2 separate regions of the Mus musculus genome follow, and region 1 is linked to region 2. The links are chromatin contacts, found by Hi-C or POLR2A ChIA-PET in ENCODE. All regions are on one chromosome and are shown on one strand. The core of a region is the stretch at or near the end of the contact, and the rest is flanking DNA. Distances in the headings are between cores, read along the strand shown. Region 1 overlaps Gm33669 (a long non-coding RNA gene). Region 2 holds the start of Lbr (lamin B receptor).

Region 1 (3,159 bases), core at 252-2,751, 39 kb after region 2:
CAAACCACAGTGTTTTCACAGCACACACACGGGCTTCTGTTCTTACCCAAACATGGAGGCTTAATCATGGGAAACAAACACTTTTGATATTTTCCCACTGACACCCCTCAGCATGTATCCCACAAATGTATCTCTGGGTTGTATTATGTAAGCATATTTGATTTTCAGATTTGCTGTTTGAGCTGCTGTCTTGAATTTCATTTTAAAAAAAAATCATTAAGTGAATTGTGGCTCTGAGACTAAGACAGAATTCCCCACAATTTCTGAAATGGCTCTAGACATATTTCTGCTATTTTGAATTTACATTGCCTCTGAAAAATACTGGAGATATTCCATGTTCTACAGTGTGAAATATATAGCCAATGTCATATTCCTTATGTAAATATAACAAACCTCTATACAAACTTGCTTTCATCCTTAATAAATGCTATAATTATATGTATGTCTAAGAATCGCTTTTAAAATTTCTTTGTGAGTTATTACTTGTAAATGTAATTGTTTGCTTTTTTTTTTTTTTTTTTTTTTGTCTCTATATTGCTAGGGTCTCATACAGGGGTGGCGAACAGAAAAAGTTTAAGCCCTGCCCTAAAGACTAGCCCCCCCTCCCAAATACTCCCATCCCCCTCTCTGGAGCAGATGGCCTGGTAAGTTCTGGCAGGCACCTGGGGTTACTCTGTGCTCTCCCTGTACCCACAGCCAGTGCAGGTCTCAGTGTCTCAGCACCCTGTACCCACAGCCAGTGCAGGTCGCAGTGTCTCAGCACCCAGACCAGGCAATGAGTATTCCAAAGCCCGGAATGGATGCGATCTACGTCCCTCATCCGGGCCCCCACTGCCTGGAGGACTGTGTGAAAGAACTTCCCAGCCACCAGACTACTGTGGACCATGTACCTCAGCCAAGTAAACGGAGACAAAGGGATAGTTGGTGGGAGATGGGATGAAGCCTGAAACCCGGGACCATCTATAGGTGTAGCTCTGTTACAGCGCCACCATGTGGTGAGCTTCAGAGTAAGGATGGTGTGAGAGGGGTCGGGGTGGGGTGCGGGTGGGGCCTGAAAGCCTGGCCTCTAGGCTGAGGGACCTACCTCTGGGAAGCCCTTTTCAGATCTTCCTTAACCCAGGTTTCATGCAGCGGCCCCAGAGGGACTTGAACCCCTGCCCAGCTGGCGGACCTCACTCCAACACTCTCTTAGGACGCAAGGTTGGCGGGAAATTTCTGTCTCATAACTCGTACTCTGGCAGGAAAGTCCTAAATCCTCAGAGTAAGAGACTAGAGGCCTAGATGGGGTCCTGTTCTCTGGGTGAAGGCGCCTAGCGTTCAGTGCAGCAATGGATGGGGAGAGAGAAAAGTGGGTCAGCTTCTTGGTGGGGGAGGGTGAGCCCAGAGGATGCGCCAACTAGGGTCATCCCAAGTGTCGTTTCAGCAAGGAAATTCGGGAAGAACCGCTATGCCGCAGAGGCCAGTCTGCACAGGGTTGGCATGAGGCCCTGGCTACTGGCTTTGACTTGAGAAAGAAAGCACAGACCAACATACACCTGGCACTGCACCCAGTCAGCCAGCCCTGGGTAAGCTGGGTATTTGGCAGCACTCCTCCTGGGAGCCCAAGTGAGAGGGAAGTGAGCCGCAATTTAGCGAGGTTGAGTGGGACCGGAAACAAGATGTGGCAAGCTCTGGCAGGTCCCAGGGTGGGCCTAGAGCGCCACCTGGTTTTGGACTACCGATCATCAGGCAAACACCGTTTTCCTGACCCATGCACCATCTTTGACACTGGTCAGTTATCTGGCTGGAGGCCAGAGCTTTAGTGAGAGTGGTAGCCTCTTCCCCAAGCCCAGAGGGTAAGGCATGTCTTTGCCTTTCTCAGCCAAGTTGGGGGGCGGGGAGCAGGAAGGATGAAAAGATGAAGGAATCCTTTGTGCTTTGACAGTGTCCAGGCAGGAAAGAACAGCCTTTCTAAGGATGTAAAAGCCATCCATGGGGTTGCCCATGGCCCAGCAGGGAGAGGCTTTCTCTGCTGGGCAGTTTAAGGACAGCCTGCTTCCCGAGGCAGCAATGCAGTGCACACTGCCCTCTGGGCAGTGACCTGGGCTTTGTATAGGCACACAGATCCCCAGGGATGGAGAACAGTGAGGGACTCTTGAGCATAGCCTGAGGTCAATGTGGCAGAGACGGGACCTCTGAGCTCAGGAGTTCCTAGGTAAACTCTGGGTGGGAGGGATCCCTGAGATGGAACAGTGATGCACAGTCCTCCTCAGGGAGGTGCAAGCTGGTGTTAGGCTTAACTTGATGTGGGAAACAATGGCTGGCTGTGTGTTCCCAGTTCAGCGTTAGACAGCTGTTCCTCCTGCAAGAGACCCTCTTGACTGACAGGAAAGGGCAGTAAGTCCATGGGCTATAGCTCCACGGTAGAATGCTCATTTAGCACCTGTCAGACCCATGGCAGAAGAGCCCCAAGACAGGAGGTGTCACTCCATGCCAAGCCCCACCCAGCTCTGACAAGAAGATCCTAAACCCAGCGTGGTGGTGGCACACACCTTTAATCCCAGCACTGGGGAGGCAGAGGCAGGTGGATCTCTGTGAGTTCTGGGCCAATCTAGTCTAAGTTGCAGGACAGCCAGAGCTACATAGTGAGAGTCTATCTCAAAACAACCACCAAAAACGTAGGAAAAGGAGGAGGAGAGGGAGAGGAGGGAGAGGTGGTCCTGAGCATGTCAAAATCTACACGACATCGGTTTTTTATTTTCTCATTTCAACTTCACCACAGCCTTGAGGAAGCAGGTTGGCCTAGATCTCTACCATTGTCCTCTGTCAATGTGGGGAAGCCTGGTCCCAGGCCCTGGGGAAATCACTGTTTCTAAGGTGGCTCCTGCTTAGGCTGCCCAAGACAGTCTTGCCACTTCACTGCTGCCTGCACAGAATCCCCAGACATGAGACAAACACCTCAGCACGCAGGGCCTCAAATTTGGTGTCTGCTCACCCAGAGCTGTAGAGCCGCAGCCGCTCCCATCAGTCACCAGCCTAGGAGAGGGCCCAGAATCTGCACTTTAACACAGTTACACTCAAGGAAGCCCATCCACACTGGCTTCAGAAAGGCCCCGAGCACACAGGAACACCCGCTGCTCCCTCAACGTCTTTTCTTGGTGTTCACCTCTTCTGGAAGTC
Region 2 (3,470 bases), core at 142-2,641:
TTAGGAGACAAAAAAAAAAAAAAAAAAATGGGCTGCCAACAAGATATGAATGCCACTTTGCACAAGATCCACACAGTCAGTGGAAACTACATAACACATCCCAAAATATTGCCCAACAGGAGATAATTATACTGGATAGGACAAGGAGGCTCCAGACTCCCGTGTATTCTTATGCACCCAAGTAACGCATAAGAGACGCACACAGGCTTCCCTAAACAAACAGGTTGTTTGCAAAGAAAAGTCACTCGCTAAACTGTACCCTCAACCACATACCGCAGAAATTCAAGAATCCTCAGGCTTTTTTCCTGTCAACCCAGATTCTTGCTAACCCGAGGGTCATTTGGCACTGAACGCCTCACATATTATGGTACAATATAACACTATGTATCAGTGTGGCCGATTTCTTTCTACGATGCTCCGGTGCGTTACTAAGATCTTTAATCGTTTCCCCCCCTCTCCCAAATTCACTTAATGTGGCAGAAAGAAAAAGCTCAAATGGTGGCTCACAGCTACCCTTTAACACCTGAGCCGGCACAGGCCTGCTAGGCAAAACGCAAACAGGAAGGCGTTCGCAGGGTCTGTGCCCCTTCAGAGCCGTGCAGGAGAAAGCTGGCTGTCCTGGCAGAGTGGCCTTTTCCCTTAATACCCAAAAGCACGCTAATCTTAACAGTCCTTACTCACTCCCGCCCCAACTCCCCAGTCAACGCTCATCATCACCCTCTCTGTCCGTATTAGGTCCTCCATCCCGCGCTTCTCTGTAGCCCCATCTTCTAACCCTCAGAGCAGCTGCTACTTTGTAGCCCCAGATCTAGTCCTGCTCCTGCACCTGAGCCACGGCCCTAGCACACCAAGTGCGCTACACAGGGCGGGCGGGCGCAACGCCAGGCCAGCCCGCCATCGCCGAAGTGCCCCGGAGCAGGCCCTCCGCACCCCAGCGCGCACTGAGTGGCCCTCGAAGCTGCTGGAGGCGCGAGGTCCGCTGTCACCGCGCAGAAGCACTCAGGAGGCCCGGATAGGCGGGACGGCGCCCTGGCAGGAGCCAGAGGCGGTTAACCCCTCCTCCGAAGGCCGCCCGCTTTCCGAGGGCCGGGAAGCCGCGGCGAGCACAGCCCAGCCCGGCCCGGCCGGGGCACCCAACGCGCGCGTCCGAGACGGGGATCGGGGGTTGTCCGCCATCCGAAACCCGCGCTCGACTTCCGGCCCGCGCGGCCCCAGCCTCGCCGGCCGCCCCGGGGAACCCGCTCTCCACACGCGGCGGAGTCCCGCGCCGACGCTCACCTGGCCGCGCTCCGGCGGGAACTCCAGCCACTCCAGGACAGTCACCAGCAGCCAGCGGCGACTCCGCGCGCGACACAGCCGGCCGCGCTCTCGCGCCCCCGAGGTCCCGCCCCTAGCGAGGCTGCCCTGAGCTCCCCATTGGTCCCTCGACCTTTTGAATCATCGCCGGCGCTGGCGATTGGTCGAGGGCCAGTGGCGCGTCCAGCCCGCCCGCTCGTGAGCGTCCGGCGTCCCCACCCGGTTTATCTCCGCAGCCCAGGCACCAAGCCGCGCTTTGGCTCGCGCCCTCCTGCGGAGCGATCTAGGCCGGCGGTCTGGGAGGAGGGTGAAGCTCGCGCGACGCCAGGCAAAAGCGTCCGCTGCTGTCACCCGGCTCTCGGTCCGTGTGTAACCTCGGGAGCCAGCGGGCCGCGCGCTTAGTCCGGCCACGGCCGAAGCCCGCGGGCTTCGCGTCCCGCCTGGACCCGACCCCAGCAGGCCCAGGCCGGAGCCCCCAAACTCCCCCCCCCCCTTACACTTGCCACCACTGGTTGTTTCCTTCCTCTCGGGTTGAGAGTTCAAAGCAGTTCGTTAAAGCTCCCTACTTCGCCGTGCTGTTTTTAAAGGTATTTCCAACATCCCTTATTAAATACATCTGAGTGTCTTCCTGCCTCGGAAGCACTGTGGGTTCAGATGCAAGGCTGAAATAAGTCTTTTCATCCGCAGCGTGGCTTCAGGTGCACAGCGCTGTCACCTTCTCAGCTACAAACGAGTGAGTAAGTGCGTGCCTCGGAGCCCTTCCTAAGAAAGAGTGCTCACCACGATTTGATTTGTCATTGCCGTTGGGGTTGCCCTGGGTGGAAATCTAAACCACAGATGTGTGCATCAAGAAACCTCTAAACGTAAAGTTTGGCAAATCCCTTAAGCTTCAGCTCTTAAAGACGAATCCTACTCCGAGTCCTGCGGCAAATAACACAGGAAAACACCATGGGAAGGATGTCGTTTGAGATAAATTCTACTAATACCAAAGACATCCTTCACTCCTCAAACCCAGAGCCAAGGTTCCGTTGGGTTCCCTCCACAGGACATATAAGCATTTTCACTTACAAAATAAAAGACCAGAGGCGGGGAAACCTTGTAAACTTTGGTTTATAGTTTCTTCAAAAGGACCAGGCCAGTGAGGCTGGAGAGCCAGCTCAGATGATAAAGAACCCTGCCTTGAAAGAATAAGAACTTTGTGAGCACTTGAGACCCTCAGCACTAAAATTAAAACAAGAGGAAGGTGCTCTCAAAAGGCTGTAACTATAATGAAGGGGACAGAGGTAGCTGGGGACAAACAGATCTCCCTGGACTCAGTTGGTAACAGCTAGGATTTTGTGAGACACCCTGTCTCAAAGAGCAAGATGTTGCGCAGTTGGAGAAAGACAACTTACACTAACCTTTGGCCTTCATGTATACACTTGCACACACACACACACACACAAATAAGCCTGTATACGAATTCAACATCATACCTTATATTCACTAAAGATGTTTGTGTGTGCAAGGCATGGGTACATACAGAACTCATTCCTGCTTTTCCTTAACATTTAACTTTAAATTTTTTAATTTTATTAATAAGTTAGAAGAGGTAAGGACATGGATCCGGACCTACTAATTAATTGTGAAAATTAGATGCAGCTGTTCATTGGGAAACGCAGCTGGCAATAATTCCTTATAACATTCTCTTATTTCAGATTCACGAAATTGCCATTTGTAATCAGTACATTCAGGTAGATGAAATGTTTGTTTGTTTTTTTAACCACATGTATATCAGTAAGTTCTTAATGGATTTTGGGTCTTTCTCTATCTAAATCTCATGGTTGCATAATTTGCAATTAGATGTGAGTTGTAGCCTCACTGCAGCCTGTTTAAACTACCAAGTTCATCTTTTTCTTTAAAAGCTAGAGGTGGAGCATAAACCCTTTACCCTTGGCCAGCCACACCCCAGCCCCTGGTAAATCAATCCTAAAGATCCCTTTCTCTGACTGTTAGCTAAGAAGTAAGCCTAAAAATATGTTTGGATGCTCTCAGAGTCCAGAAATACTTCTCTGCAGAAAAATATCCCAACTTCAGCAGGACACGGGACAGCCATGCAGAAACCCTGGCCTGCTGGAATCTGAACAGATGTGGTGGTCTCTGGACCTCCCCAGGCTTGCTCTTTATCTACCCCA

Evidence for each region. A loop is a pair of places that touch in the nucleus more often than their neighbours do. ChIA-PET counts read pairs that join two places held with the same protein, here RNA polymerase II (POLR2A).
Region 1: a map of heart shows a loop between it and region 2 (4-fold over the local background). The contact joins the enhancer-like site here to the promoter of Lbr in region 2. A Hi-C loop is called at or near these places in 14 of 37 maps with a recorded cell type or tissue (CH12.LX, Patski, T-helper 17 cell and 5 more). POLR2A ChIA-PET finds 5 or more read pairs at or near these places in 3 of 5 experiments (Patski and embryonic stem cell).

What each region holds. Positions count from the first base shown.
Region 1 is chr1:181,880,095-181,883,253 of GRCm38, forward strand. Gm33669 (a long non-coding RNA gene) reads left to right here. Exons shown (of 4, transcript XR_865801.2): 2 at 542-886; 3 at 1,132-1,200. Among named protein-coding and RNA genes, the nearest start is that of Gm33669, 3.2 kb to the left of the region's middle. Within about 2 kb of position 1,502, at least 1 of the 3 ENCODE cell types and tissues checked has a DNase peak (open chromatin) inside an H3K27ac peak, as active enhancers do; it is heart, where a contact is called at or near this core.
Region 2 is chr1:181,841,010-181,844,479 of GRCm38, forward strand. Lbr (lamin B receptor) reads right to left here and starts at 1,392. Exons shown (of 14, transcript NM_133815.2): 1 at 1,279-1,392.